Regions from separate parts of the Mus musculus genome. Here region 2 is linked to region 1. Evidence: chromatin loops called from intact Hi-C (ENCODE). Cell type or tissue: heart. All regions are shown on one strand.

Region 1 (8,000 bases):
GTTTCTGGAATGTTTATCCCATGTGATTGCTGGTTCGGAATGTGGAGATTTCAGATTTTCATACATGCATGAGTATTTTGCCTGTATTCAATGTGCAGGCCTGGTGGTGAAAGAAGCCAGAGGACAGCACGGGATCCCCTGCAACAGTTGTGAGCCACCATGTGGGTGCTAAGAGTGGAGCCCAGGGACTCCAGAAGAGCAGCCAGCGTTCTTAATTGTGGAGCCCTCTCTGAAACCTCTGGAATGTGAGACTTATTATTGCATGGAGGCAGAATTAACACAGAGAGACAGCCTAGTGACTCTGTGTGGGGCAAACTGCAAGCTTTAAGTAAAAGGAGTGTAATTCTCCAACATGCTGGACACACGTTTGACACGAGGTATGGAGCCTTCGGTTAGTGAACACATCACTGGATACTGTCAGTATTCTGCCCGAGCGGTGACACCACTCAAGGAGGAATCACAGAGGGAATATTTTTGGTGGCAGCTGCTCACATATTAACCATGTGAAGTATGCAACATATTCTGTAATATGTAGAAATGTATTATTTTGGAGAAAAGGTTTTAGGCTTCAATATCAGTTATTTTGTTTTTATATTAATAAAATATACAATTCCATATCCAGTTCCAAAACGCATTTGGAAGTGGATATGGAAAAATGTGGCTTTTCTACTGTTTCTGTGGCATTATTAAATCTGTAAAGACAACTATTGTGATATCTAAGGTTCCTCAAAGTCGGTGGTGTAGTAGTTCAGACCACTGCTGTCCATGGGCATTATGGTTAAACCACATTTGTAGTTTGACTTTTTCTAGAAGGCATTTTTAAGAACAACATTGAAAAGTAGTAGGCAAATTTTGTTTCATATTTCCTTTACATTTTATAGAAAACACCACAGCATGCAAGATGTAACTTACTGTGAACCATTTTACATGCTATCTTAGTCAGGGTTTTTATTCTTCACAAACATCATGACCAAGAAGCAAGTTGGGGAGGAAAGGGTTTATTCGGCTTACACTTCCATTCTGCTGTTCATCACCAAGGAAGTCAGGAATGGAACTCAAGCAGGTCAGGGAGCAGGAGCTGATGCAGAGGCCATGGAGGGATGTTCTTTACTGGCTTGCTTCCCCTGGCTTGCGCAGCCTTCTCTCTTATAGAACCAAGACTACCAGCCCAGAGATGGTCCCACCCACAAGGGGCCCTTCCCCCGTGATCACTAATTGAGAAAATGCCTTTCAGTTGTATCTCATGGAGGCATTTCCTCAACTGAAGCTCCTTTCTCTGTGATAATCCCAGCTGTGTCAAGTTGACACAAAACTAGCCAGGACACATGCTATTTACAGTGCCTTTGCAGTCTGACTGATACAGTAGGTATGCAGCCATCCAGTTTGGATCTGCCATTCAGTGGCCAGTGGCTTTGTCTCTAGGTCGCACAGATGTGGTCTCTTTGCACCTGACTTGCCCAGGTCAGAGGCACATAGGTACAGGTGTTGGGTGGTGTGATTCCCTCTTTGATCCCTGTGCTGAAATAAAACCCAGATTAACACGTGAGCGTCCTGAAACATTCATGCTCACAATAAAAGACTTATTAGAAATTATCACTCTTTGGCAAAATTATACCTATGTGTCTTTTTTCTTGGTTATACCATACTGCCAGACATCTAGTGCTGCTTACTCTGCTCATACGTGGAAGAGCAAGTGGACTCGGCCACTTCTGCTGCACGCACCCCTACTATGGCTCCTTGTGCAATAGCCTGTGACCTCTGCCCATCTGGGTCTTGACTCAGAGAAACTAGGCGAGACCATCCAGCTCACTGTTAGCGATTCTAGTGTCTTGTTAAAAATCTTCAATTAGATTGACATTTGCCCTTCATTTCACACTTCCTGTTCATTTGGCTTTCCTAGATTAAGAGTAGTAGATGGCCCCTAATTCTGAACGGGTAGGACTGCAGGTCAGAAATTATAGAAAAAAGACAAATTAGACAGGACCATGGTAGGGCCTAGTTGATCATGTGAAACCCTGTCCTCCCTTGATTTCTGTCCCCCACCCCCGTATTTTCCCTTCTACGAGAAAGCACATGCTATGACTTCTGCATGCATTTATCAGTAGAAGGGAGTGGATAGATATCCAAATATCTATACTTTATTTTGTCTTTATTTTTTTCTTGCTTAGTGATAATCATATTTCTTCAGATAGTGTGGTAAGTTATACAATTAAAATTAAATCATAGGTTAAAAGTTAAGGATATAAAGCACTAAAAGGAAATGGTAGTTTACTTCTTCCTTGGCATCTGTGCGTGACTTGTTTCAAGAGTCCTTATAGATACCAACTTGTCTGATGCACAGTCCTTGATATAAAATGATGTAACATTTCTGTGGGGACCTACATGCATTCTTGTATATACCACACACCATCTTTAGACTTGGCCCCCTTATGCTATGGAAATAGCTTCGTTTTTAGGGAAACGTGACCAGAAGGAAACGTGCACCTGCAGTGTAGACATGAATGTTTGCTTGGAAACTTCAGTCCAAGCAATGACTTAAGTCATTGATAAGGAACCTCTAGACACAGAGGGCTAGGGATGGCTGTACCTGTCCACTGTTGTGCCTTGCTTTTCTGTGAGAGTGGAGGGATGTACGTACCATTCTCCACCAAGGTGGGCTTCGTTCTTTTCTGCCTGTTCTGTCAGAGGAAAATGTCAGTTCACTGTCATCCACACTCCTCAGCCCTGTCCATTGTCAGTGCACCGTGGAAGGCAAATATCACTCGGTGTCCTTCTGTGACAGCTCGAGCTGAGAGCAGGCAGGTGGTGGCAGCATTGGCCAGCTGCTGCTGCTGCATCGTGCCTGCTCAGGCAAGAGGCAACGCAGGAGGACTCAGTTCTCAAGCTGCCAGTCCTGATGGTCCTGAAGGGCAGAGCGGGGAAGCTGGGAATGTGTTGGTTCAGTCTGGATAATGTTCTTCACCAGTGGGAGGAAATAATTGGAATGGGACTAGTGGGCTGGCACAGATAATTTGGGGGAACATTAAAGCCGGATAAAACAGAGAACCTATTTGAGAGCCTGTAATCTGAAATCTGGGATCGTGAAAAGAGCAGGCTTCTGATAACAACCTGGGAGGTCGAGCCCTCCCCACTCCCCCAGCTTTGAGGCCTGAAGATCCTTTGCATACTTTTGTTTTGCTTTTATAAGGACAAGCACGTAGGACGTTACCCGTGATCCCCCAATTTTCCTGCTATGGCAGCACATTTGTGCCCATCTCTTTTGGATGGCCTGTTTCAGTTGCAGGAAAGTTGACTCCTGGTTTTATCTATGGTTTACAAAAGACAGACTTCCCGGTGTGAAGACAGGCAAGGGTATGGTAGTTTGCATTTCTTAGTTGTCAGGCATGTGCAAAGCAAGGTCTGCACGTCCAGTAGAGAAAATGACACTGGCATGCAGTCACCGTTACTCTCCACTTTACAGAAGAGGAAGGGGTGTGCTTAGTGACTGGTCCACTCACTCCAGTACCCATGGGAGCTTGGTTCCAATGCCAGCGTCTCCTTCTGGATCCTGTGCTCTCTGCCCCGCTACGGTGCTGCCTTATGCTGTCATATGCATGCACAGGCACAAGCAGATACGTCCACGTACATAGTACACAAATGCGCATCCAGTTTGTGTGTAAAGACATCTTCGTGTGAAAGTCTGAAGAAGTGTACTTTGTCCTTGAAGATGAGGGTACAAGATCCTCAAAGTCCCCAAGGCTCTGTGTAGAGCTGAGTGCAGATGAAGCCCATCCCTTGGGAACCACTCTTTTAGAAAGCAAGACAGCAGCTAAGCCTGAGAAGATTTGATTGGCAGCTGCCAAACCCATCACAGGCAGTCGCAGGACTCCTTTCTTGGTGGCTAATCCTCTTGCTTTTCCATCTCTTTCAGTGTGAGCTTTCAAGTGACTTAGAGTTTTTCTTTGTAGGCTCATGTTCAGAGGCGGTTGTTTGATGTTCGCTTTCGATCTCTGTTTCGTTTCCTCACAGAGTATTTTAAGACTTATCAGACTAGAATTGTGTCTGCTGTGGGTGGTGAAAGCTTCCATGCTAGAAACACATCCCTGGGTTTGTGGGAGATTGGCCTAACTGTTTACCAGACAGAGGCTCTCTCAGTTTCTTCCAGACATACCAAGTTACAGTCCCGGGGCCGGGCCTCAGGCAGTGGGCATCTGTACTCTGTTCCAACCTTCTTTCCCCCTGCCTAGAGAACACTGGTACCAGTACAGCCTCTAGCCAGCAGGGGGCTGCTTTCATCCCTCATTACTAGACAGACAGCAGACTGGATTCCTCCACTGCCCCAAGGTTTTCTTTACCTCACCTTTAATGCCCTGTGTTTTGTTGATGGACAAGAAGATGTCTTTCTCAGCTCTCTCTTCTATTACTGCTGTGTTTACAGTAAGATCAGATGTTGTAAGGGTGAACTAATATAAATATCTTCCCAAGGAAAGAGAGATATAGGCAAATTAAAATAAGAACAATCTCTCATTTAAATCTAGAAAAATAAAAAGAGTGAGGACGGGCGACTCAGAGAAGTTTGGGGGGGGAAGCATCCAATATTCTTCTCTGGATGCATTGTTGAATTAGATTCTGAGTTCTATTGCATGTCTGCAGCTCTGGTTTCTCTTAGTGCTGTCTGCATCTGTGTTTATCATTCTGGATGCTTGTGACCTTTCTATGACCCTCCACAAGCTTCCTACAGTTTCCCAGTTCTTTCAGCTTTCATTGTGCTTAGCTGTGCTTTTAGTAGCAAGGAAACAGTGTTTGGCACAGCCACGAGAGCCGACTTATCACCTGGACCACTTGACTGGCACGGTGTGAGCAAAAAGAGCTAAAGAAATCCAGGTCACAATCTAAGGATGGTCCAGGAATGGCTTCTTAACACTTAGGAAGATCTGTGTTTGTAGTGTGTCACATGTAGTGAATTTTGGAGCTTTCTCTACATCCAGAGATGTCAAAAATCACATATTGCTGCCTCTAAGATAGTCAGGCCATTCCCAGTACCAGGTTTGGTATTATTGAGTTAGTAGTTTTTCGGTTTTAGAAACGGAACTTAGGGAGGTCTTGGGGCATGCCAGCAGGAGATTTCCCATTGAGCTACACCCCACTCACCTCTTTATTTTGTTTTGTCCTGAGATAGGGCTTCACAAATTGCCTAGGTTGGCCTCACTCACCATCCTCCTCCCTCAGCCTCCTGAGAAGTTTGGAACTGTGAGCTTGTGCTGGTAGGCCTTGCGATCCTCACCTCCTTATGAAAACTTATTCCTCTGCGGCACTAAAAATGCTGGCCTCACTAACTGGTGTTAGTCTTACCTCGTTATGAACGGCAGTTCTCATGTATAAATGATGCGATGCTAATGCCGCTCTATCATTCAACTCCCTTACAAAGTGGAAACTAAAATTAAACTATCTTACGGAGTCTTTTTATGTTGGCATATAGTAATGGCTTCGTCTTGACATTTTTGAAGTTCAATAATGTGATGTTGCTCGGGGATAGCATAGAGATTGTAATCAGTGTACCATCCTCTGCCAGCGTGAACTCTGAGGGCAGCCATTTTGTCTTATCCAGCATAGCCCAGCTCATTAATCTCGTTATTTCAGCCGTTCTGCTCTGTTGTGCATGTAGTTGGTGGTGCTCATTAAATGCAGTGCTAGCATGTTGTTAAAAGAAAACCCCATGACACTCATACAAGTATAGACTAAAACATGTCACTGTTTTGCTGAGCTCTGGAATGGAACACTTAAAGGATAAGGCTCATCTGTCAGAGAATAGGAGAAGAATTTTAAGTGGCTTATAGTAGGATTTCCCCCCCCCTCCGCCCCAAATTTGGGGTAGAATGGGTTAATATGCAACCGGAACTGAAGTCATAACCTTTAACATAATCTCTTCTTGACATGTGTCATCTGTACTTCCACCATGTAAGCCATAGTTGAAAATTATTAGGGAGACCTATGTATGGAACGTGGGTCTGTGTGACATCCTAAAGACATGTAGGTTTCTTTTTTGCTATGCTGAGGTTAGGAGCTGTTTGTTTGTATTGTAATATGGCTAAATTCAAAGGATTTTTTTCTTCTAGAACACAGATTAAGCGGGGCTTGTGATCCTAGTATGTACTTTCTGTTTAGATTTATCTGAGACATTAAGTCCATGCACAGTCTTGTCTCCATAGTGAATCATAAAAGAGATTTTTAGGGACAATTAGGAAAACTACGAGTTTCCAAAATGATGCTGTGGAGGGTGGTCATGCAACGAGGGCCTGTATCGGCCATAGACCAGTGTTCAGTCTTTAGATGCGTTGTGGTTTAAGCTGTACACGGCCCTGTGAAGTAGGTCTCATTATCTCATTTTGAAAATCAAATAAATTAGTCTCTGTAAAGTTATGCAGCTTAATCAAGGTTCTGTAGCCTGTATGAGCTGCATTGGAATTTAGTCTGATTCTGAGTTTTATATTCTCTCTGGTACTCTGTTCTATTACCCCATCTAAATGACCTTAAATTCCCCTAAATTTTAAAGTATCATTCTAGATAAACATGCAGATTTATGAGTCCCCATTTGATTATATAATAAAGCATGCATAAAGTGGTCTTTTTTCCTATTTAAGGTTTGACCATTTTGAAAGCACTTGAAGTAAGCAGGCTTTCTGTTGTCTGACCACTGTATTAAACATGTGTTTTAAGCATTCTGACCTTTCCAAGCCTCCTCAATTTCCTTCCTGGTGACTTATTGTCTTTCTCTTCTCCCTTCTGGCCCCCAATGTGTCTGTAGGTGGGCTGGATCCTCTCCATCCTGGACGAGCTGCAGCTGAGCCCACAGCCTCCTGTGGGGGTGCTTCCACTGGGGACTGGGAATGACCTGGCTCGGACGCTCAACTGGGGAGGGGTAAGAACTGGAGGCGGCTGCCCTTAGCATAGAGGAGCAAGCCAGACCTGCAGATCACTCTGTGCTCGCCCCTAGAAGCAGTAAGCTACTGCTGTCAGAGGGACAAGTTAGAAGTGGGACTCAAATGGCCTGTTTCTTTGTCATTTCTTCACTTTAGACTTAGAATCATCCAGGGAGGAGGGGTTGAGTGTGAAGAAAACACATGGTTAGTGCACAGATAGGTTGAGTGTTGAAGTATCTACCAGGGCATGGCCAATGGGTCAGTCTCAAGTGGTCATGAGAAGCAGTTCTGCCAATCTCCGGTCACCCTGACCCTCAGCCCTGGCCATAATGGCAAATCTGCTTTAGAATTAAGGCTTATCCTTTGAATCAGTCACTACTTCTTTTGAACATGGAGGTTTACTGATGATCCTTATTGTAGCTTTGATGAGACTGGTATCTTGATTGTCCCTCCCATTGCGTACCATTCTCTGGAAGGTGTGAGGGAAGCCCCACCTGTTGCTAACTGGCCATTTCATGTATATATCTATCTTGTACTAAACTAAAAGAAGCCACCAGACACTAACATGCCAGCCCAGAAGCTATTGGTACTAAAAGCTGATGGAGGCAGTCATTTCTATTCAGTGGTGTAGTCCCTGGTAAATAGCTCAGCCCCAGTTAATGACCCCACATTCACACTCAACCAGGGAATTCCAGTTTAGCTCAGTGAACCATTAAGAAGAAGATGTGGGAGCTGAAGAGGGATAGTTGTAAGGAGGAAGCTTTGATGAGGAGGGCATGAAAACAGGTAACAGGATAATAGGGGAATATGATCAAAATACAGTATATAGGTGTACGAAATTGTGGGAGAATAAATCCAAATATTCTTTAAAAAATAATTAATGTCCATTGCTAGCTCCCTAGATCCCTCTTATTAGGTTTTTGCTTGACATCTGTTTCATATGACAAGGATCTTCATGGTCACTCTATGTGACAGATCCATAGCAGACACTGATTTGGCCCTTAACCGAGTTAACTTATCTTTTGTTATTCTTGTTATATTTTGCCTTACCTTTTTCTCTTTTTAAGTGGCTGGTATAAAAATAAATGTACTACCCAAATC
Region 2 (8,000 bases), 65 kb after region 1:
ATGTTTATTATCATTTACTATAAAAAAATAAACATAAGCAGCTGTCTTGTGTTTGAGAAAGTTCTTTCAACCAATGAAACTAATGTATTCTCATGGACCAAAAGGAATACATTGATCCACAGGAGGAAATGATAACAATTAAGTTTGTTTTCATTCAGCTCAGGCCAAGGATTAAACCACTTGAAGATGTGACTTAGGACAAATGCACATAATCTAGGCAGGTGGACAAGAGGCCTCCGGGAACTTGGTGCTTCCTGATTAACTAATGAAAACCTGTCCTGGGCTGGCCTGAAGGAGTTCTTTCAGCACAACTTACCTGCTTCTTTCCAAGGCAGCTCACAGGCAGCTTAAGTTATACCATCCTTTAACTGAGTGGTGCTTCCCAAGGCTCCTCAACAGAATGAGAAGGCTCAACTTGGTCCTGTTTACTGTAGATGCCTCGTTTGTACTTTTAAGTACATTTTCCAGCTTTGACTGCTACAGACATAGTTACCACTATTTTATTTTGTAGCACTAACATGTTCTCATTATTTTTCACTACTTGTGTGTCTAATTTATTACACAACAAAACACAGTTATTTGAACTTTTGGCAAACTAATAGCAAATATTACTAGGAATGTTTCCCAGAGCCTTTTATCCCCCTAGTCCTTTGTTCTTACCTAAATTGCAGTTACATTAGGTTTCTAGAAAAGGACTCTTCAGATACTTTTTGTGTATTTCTGGTTTATAAACAAACCTCTTCTTTTAACCCACAGGAGATTCGATCACCCCCAGTCTCTCCAGGACCCTTTCTCATTTTCCAGTTCTGCTCCAGCACTATATCTGACCACTTGCTTTTTGCCTTGCAGTCCCCAGTCTGTCCCAGATCGCCTGAGGATCCGTGTGAACAAAATCAGTTTACAAGACTATGAAGGACTCCACTATGACAAGGACAAACTCCGGGAAGCTTGTAAGTTACTAGTGCCCGAGGGGCACTTGGTGAGTCTCTTTGGTCTTGGTTCCTCCATGTTTTGATGGGTAGAGTCATTGGTCCTCCTGTCTGAAAACTGCAGCTGGAGAAGGGAAGAGGGAAGTGCACGTGACAGGGGAGCTCCTGGTGATGCTCTGTATGAGCCAAAGGAAATGGGAACAGTGAAGGGAAAAGGTAGAGCTGGGTGTTCTGACATGAGTGCTCTTGGATTACATACCTCTGTAGTCTTAGCTTTATCTAAAACGAGATCTGCAGAAGGTTGACACAGAAACATCTAGAAACTTAGGAATCTCCACAGGTTTCTTTGTGGAGCTTGCTTTGTGCTCTGGATCATCAGTGGAGTTATCTGGACAAGCCCACCAGTCCCTTCAGCTCCTATATTGTTGTAGGATGTCACACCAAAGACCGTGATCCTGGAATGTCGAGACAATAGGGTGATTGGTTATATTATAATGCAACACTGTTTCTGAAGTTGTAGTTTGAGTCAACCTATGAATTACGTCAATGCTTAACTTCCTTGTATATCCTTGAATGCATAGCTAATTGTTAATGTATGTCAACAAACAGTACTTACTGGATATGGTGTATATTCTGACCGCTACTTTAGATCAGTTTCTACACCATGATCGATGTTTAGACATCATTGGGCAGAATATATAATACATTGCTATCATAAGTACAACATGTATTTAAGGTTCTGGGTTAAGATACCCCTTACTTGTGGGAACCAGTAGTTAGATGCAATAAAATGGGGTAAGGAAAGACCAGTGCTCAAGAAAACAGACATGAGTGTCACTAGAAAGAAGGGACTTAATGAAACCAAAGCTTCGTCAAGCCCACTATCAATTGGCTCACTGTAGACCTGAGTTGTAAGAGGCCAGTAGTTAAAATGAGGGAAAACGATGCTGGATAGGGAGAGCAGCAAGGCTTCCTGGGAGAGTCGCTTCCTGGCTCTGCTCACTTACAACTGAACTGGCACAAGCTTTATCAGATGGAAGACCTTTCAGTTGAGAGTTGGTTTTTTCTGGTATCTGCAGACGGCAGTGAGCCAGGGGCCTTTCCGGGTAGGTTGTTCACTGAGCCTCTGGGAAGTTGTGTGAGGAGACTCCTTTTTTGACTCTCTCACCTGCTTCAGTGAGCATCCTCTTCCACAGACATCAGTACCTTACAGTTCCCACAAACTCTGTCCCGCCCTCTCCTCTTCTTTGGCAGGAAAGTGTGAACTGAAGGACAGAAGCCATTCTCTGAGTCTCTGCATTTCTTCCTTTTGTTAAGAATCCACTATGAACTATGTTTTCTAATATAAATGAGGGTATAAATGATAGATTAGTACAAAGTCCAATTTAACCCACTGACAGAGGAATAAGCACACGTATTGAGGAGGTATAGCTACAGTTGGACTAAGTTGACTTTCTGAAACTACTCACAAAGAGCAGCCTTCCGTGCCTCCTCTTTTCACAATTCCGAACTAATAGCTTCTGATTATTAAAAACACTAATAGCTTCCAATTATTAAAAACCAATAAAAGACAATGCATCTCAAGGCCGGTTTTGCAGCTTATCATCTGCTCTGGAGAGCTTGGCTGGGGGTAGGGTACATCTGAAGATTTTGGCTGACAGGAATTTGGAGGCTTATCTGTAACGTTCAATTATCCGTGTTATCTCCTCTGGGCCTGTATCTCTCCATTGTTGCTGGAGGTAATTGTGATTTGAGTTTTTCCAGGAAGATGACATTTCCTGGCAAGGGCTTTCTTGACTCATCCTATCTTAAATAATAAAACTTCTGTCCAAGCAAACTTCTTAAATTGGGAACAGTGATTTGGCATGAGCCCAGGACAGATAAATTCAGCGGTATCTCTGGAAGCCAAGAGAATGAGGGAACTCTTAGAGGGGAACAGAAAGGAATTATATTAAAGATCTGAGTTTGAAAGGAAAATCAATTGGGAGGAAAAGCTGCTAAGTCAGCCGTTCCGCTTTTAACGAATGGCGGTGATGCTTGGAACCTGCAGGCGCGCAGGGAAGCTTAACTCTCGAGGCTAAGGATTTACTGACCCCTGCTCCTTTTGCCTTGCACAGAGTCTACCATGCAACTGAGTACAGATCCACAGAATGGCTGACAGAGCTCAAGCTGAGTATGAGTGAAGGCCAGTTCAAGTTCATATGTGATGTGCACGCCAAAACACATATTATTTTAGAAGCACTAATTAAATGAACTTCCTGAAATACATCTAGATAGAAAGGGCCCCAGAAAATTGTACTCTGATCTGCATTCAGGAAAAACAAACAAACTGAGTCCAGCCAGAAGCATTCCTTTATTGGTAAAAAGTTTCAGCTGAGCAGTGGTAATGCTATTTAAAATAATAGTTCCTGATGACAGAGCTGAGTGATCTATCCAGGCTCCATGGGCTGTTTGCCACCACTGCATAATTGTTTCCTACACGTGTGTCTGGATGGTTGTTCATATTAGAGTACAGCCTTGGATGTTTGCTGGCTAGCACAGTCCTGCTGCCATCTTCAACTCAGGGCTTCTGGTAATCCAGTGTGCCATACTGTTCTGCTTATATCAACAGATGGAAACACAACTATACTATCTCAGACACTTTCTGTCTCTCTTCCATGAAGCTCCACCTCTCCCATGGGCCTATCCCTAATGTCTAAGCATAGGGTACTAAAATGCTCCATAGGCTCGCCCTCAGCACTTGTTGATAAATTTAGTTATTACTTAAAACTGTCTCTTCATTGCTTATGGTTTATTAGTTCTCAGGGTAAAGGTGATTTTCAAGATAGGAAGAGAGAGCACAAGGAAAAAGCTAAGCCAAGTCTCTTAGAGTGACAACAGAAATTCACTACCATTAACTAAATGAGATATTCAAATGATCCAGTAGTAAAGCACAAATGTAATTACACAGTCTATGAACCAAGACGCAGCTTTTGACATGGCTGTAGTTCTAGCTACCAGAGACTTAAGTGGACTTACACTTTGATGTGCATAATAATTTGCACCTGAATTTACCTGAATCCTACCCTGGCTTATTGCACTGCACTTTTGATGCCAGCTAACTCTACACATTTTTTTTTTTTATTCAGTAAATAAATACAACCTTTAATTCGTCTCCAAAAACCCACTGGGGAAAATGAGACAAGCTTTCTGGAGATACAGACCCCTGACTCAGGGCCCTGTGTGTTGTGCGTGGGAGGAGGGTGGGGTGCGGGGAGCTTTTACATCTGCGTGGTGACAAGCATCTTAAAGGAATTGATGGCAAAGGGAGCAGAAGCCCCCAAGTGGCAGGGGAGCTTTGGACTCAGAGGTCAGCCAGAAGACTGGAGGCAGTTTGGATTGGTAAGATGATTGAAAGAGGATCTCGGAGTTTTGTATTAAAGGGATGTGAAGCAAGGGAGGGGCCCTGTGTGAAAGGGTCTCATTTCAACACCAGTGGAGTTTCTGTGACAAAGGGTCCAAAGTGGGAAACGGTGAGCATGTCCAGGGAGAGGAACAAAGGTCTAAGGAGTCCACGTTTTCAAGAAACTGTGCAAGTGAGAGGGGCGGGTTTGGGGAAAGTGCTGACTGAAGGTTACCTTAAGAAAGGAGCCTCATGCCTGTGTCTCAGAGGGCTGCCTTGTCTGATCTCAGTGGGAGAGGATGCCCAATCCTGTAGAGACTTGATGCCTCAGGGAGGAGGGATGGTAGGGAGCACCCCCTCAGAAGGGAAGGGGAGGGAGGAGGGGGTGAAGAACTCTGGGAGGAGGGACTGGGAGGGTCAACATTTGAGATGTAAATAAATAAAATATTTTTTTAAAATGTTAAAAAGGAAGGAAGGAGGGAGGGAGGGAGGGAGGGAGGGAGGGAAGGAAGGAAGGAAGGAAGGAAGGAAGGAAGGAGCTTTATTGAGAGAGAGAACCTTATGATCAAGGCGAGCATGCAAGGGCTTGCACTGGGAGAGCATGAGAATGGAGCATCATGCTTGAGGCAGCATGGTTGGACTTGATGTAGGAGAACATTAGACGCGAATACATTAGGAAAAATGACTCCTAACAAGTGGAGAGCAAGGCAGAAGGGGCTGGCTTCCAGAGAAGTTCCTGGGATGCAGGTGGTACTGTGACTCTTGCAGCTTGCTTTTCCCCCACTGAGATCTGCATGTTCACATCAGGGCTTATCAGTCCTTTATCCCAAGAAAAAATTGGCAAGGATGTGTGGCCTGATTTCTGCAGGCCAGAGATGTGGTATTTTAGAGGGACCAGTATCTTGAAGTGGCAGGCTCATGTTCTAACATACACACACACACACACACACACACACACACACACACACACACACACACACACGAGACGGGAGGGGGGCATACAGAGGAATGGGATACAGGCATGGTTTTATAGGGAAGGAAAGAGGAGGAGGAGAAGTGGGCAGGGGATGATAGGTGTCAAATCTGAATTCCTGGCTTTTGAGCTGAGCTGGAAGATAGTAGGCAGGGGCTGCTTGTCTGATAGGGTGCTGTCAGCTATAGGTCTCTGAAGCAAAGGCTGCTATTCAGATTCCGTATCAGGAAGACATTGTCCACGTAAGGCAGTGTAGTATGTTAAATAATAGTCTGAGTCAATCTGAGTTGTCAGGCAGGCTACAGAGGAACTGTAGATTTAAGAATCAAAATTGTTATTTAAAGAATATTTACAGTATGAGTCAGGAGGCCCAGGAAGAGTTTTAGAATTAATTTTGAATTGAATTTATTAAGAAGGGATGAAGTAAATAGAAGAGATAATAACAGAACAGGGACATGGAAAGGTGTAGTTTTTAATATTTAAGGTAAGTGAGGAGAGGCAGTGGGAAAGAAATTGAAGAGTAAAGGTGGGTTTCAGTGGAGTCATTATGAGTGTCCCATAGAGCAGTTTAGAGTCCCCCTCACCAGGATCTCAAGTCACATGCAAGGGGATAGTAGAAGACTGTCCACTAGAAAGACTAAGATGACCGGGTAAGTTTAGCTTTGAACCTGTGACACTCTAGCTCTCCATACTCATTGTCGTCAGTTCTAGCAACCCATGTGCAGCTTTGTTTTATAACTTGCGTTATCTAAAGTTACAGTTTTCCCACTGGCCAAGCATTGCATTTTGGCCATGTGGTAAGTACTGTCTCGTGGTCAGCATGTCTGATAGCTTGTCCTAGAATCATATAAGGATGAGTCTGAGATATCAGATAACCAGATCTTCAGGAGAGGCAGAAGTGATTACCATAGCCCTGGAGGAGGAAACTCAGGGATCCTGAATTGCTGTGATAATTCATAAGAGTCTAAAATACAAACAAGTATTTGTTTGGACCAAATGAAGACAAAGGCAGGAGGGGGTAATGTTTGTTGCACATCAAGTGCACAATTAAGAAGCTTGTATATGCATCATTTCAGGGTAATGGATGCTGTGTGGATGCCTATAATGTATCATGCAAGCTTCCTCAGTATATTGGTTCAGACTAATGATATCAGGCCCACAGTCTAATTAGAGCATTTAGGCGTCCGTACTAATGGAATTTTCTTGGTAAGCGAGTTAGGGGAGACTGCCAGGAATGTTTGTGTTTGAATCTCAGTTGCAACCTTGGCCAAGTAATTTAATTTTTCTGATGATCAGATCTCTCATCTCTAAAATGAGAATATAATTGAAACCTTGTACAGTGCGGGGGCTGGGGGGGTGGTTTAAATGTAATCTTGTATATAAAGCCCCTGTTGCTGAACCTGACACATTACCGTGCTGTGTCAATCTGCAAATGTGAGGTGAGGCTGTTATTGTTAAGCAGCTTCACTGTCTGTCATCACATCACCCATGAGTCTTCAGGTCTGTGAACCAGGTTCAGGGGATAGTCTGACCTCAGACAGACTATGCAGCCCACCACCCTCCAATTCACTTTTTCCCCTTGAAGAACAGGCTGGAGGATACTGATGCCTTTGTTCTCAGGACCTCTTTCATAGAGCAATATTTTCACTTCTATTTTCATAAGGCCTGGGCATCTCTTTCCCATATGCTTTAGATCATTAGTCAATTTGGGGTCAAATACAGTGCAAACACAACGTAGATAATTAATATAATGAATTTTAAAAAGTAACTCTAAGCAAAACATCGATACACATTTCAGAAGATCAATCTGGGGAGTCAAATGATGTGAGTGTTTTCCTCTGCGGGGAATCAGGTAACTGCTTGGAAAGATTTTAATATTTGAATTCTCAGAACAGGAACCTTCAGATATGAGGCCAGGTGGGTCCTGACAAGATGGTGGGAAGAAAGTAGAACTGTAGTCACTCAAGTTGCTTCTATTACACTTCCTGCACAACGGTGTACTGGCATGATAAGAAGCTTAAACCCATGAAGCATGCGAGCGCCATGCTCATATGTGATTATCTGACCAGATAATTACAATTTCTCTTCCACCCCTGAGTTCCGTCTCCTAGATGCATCTTCTGACATAGCCTCGCTGAAATTTAACATTTTATTTCTTTACTTTTAAATTACCACTTAAGTTAGTAGGCTTCCTTATGGGACTTTCATACAACTTTGTGTTGATTGGCTGTCCCTGTCACCCATCTCTGTCCTTCACTCCCCTTCTCCCACTCTATGCCTGTTCCCTTCCATCCCCAGCACTCAGCCTCCCAAGTCCACAGGGTATGTGTTCTGTTGCCCTTCCCATATCCTATTCTGTGCAATCTCTTACCCCCTCGCATACCTTTATTCTCATTTCCACATAAATATGCACACATAAAAAAGAGAAGTTAGCACCCTTGTATGAGAGGAGGAAGGCAGTATTTGTTTTCTTGGGCCTGGGTTACTTTATCAATTCAGTACTTCCAGAATGGTTTGAGATTCATAAAGTTTCAAAAACAAGACAGATAATCCCAACTTTACATTAATTGTCACAATATATTTCTCAAAGACCAGTGCTTCTTTGCTATTAACTAAACCCTTAACTTAGACTTTCTGTTCCAAGATCCAATCTAGGGTACCACCTTTCCTGAATCTGGCACATCTACCCAGTGTCCTCTGGACTGTTACAGATTCT

What was found. Hi-C counts contacts between places; a loop is a spot of excess contacts. Peaks named below come from ENCODE experiments on the same cell type or tissue, not always from the same donor. Only the 100,000 strongest peaks of a DNase experiment are listed, where the experiment ranks them.
Region 2: it touches region 1 in a loop (2.4-fold over the local background); 3 of 42 quality-filtered maps call a loop at or near these places.

Annotation. Positions count from the first base shown.
Region 1 is chr6:37,033,482-37,041,481 of GRCm38, reverse strand. Dgki (diacylglycerol kinase, iota) reads left to right here. Exons shown (of 34, transcript NM_001081206.2): 13 at 6,785-6,898. Among named protein-coding and RNA genes, the nearest start is that of Gm52857, 130 kb to the right of the region's middle. In heart, CTCF peaks have their summits at 2,807 and 4,258 (motif pointing right); no DNase peak of the experiment used is centred here; H3K27ac peaks cover 334 bases.
Region 2 is chr6:36,968,097-36,976,096 of GRCm38, reverse strand. Dgki (diacylglycerol kinase, iota) reads left to right here. Exons shown (of 34, transcript NM_001081206.2): 22 at 850-950. Among named protein-coding and RNA genes, the nearest start is that of Gm52857, 69 kb to the right of the region's middle. In heart, no CTCF peak of the experiment used is centred here; no DNase peak of the experiment used is centred here.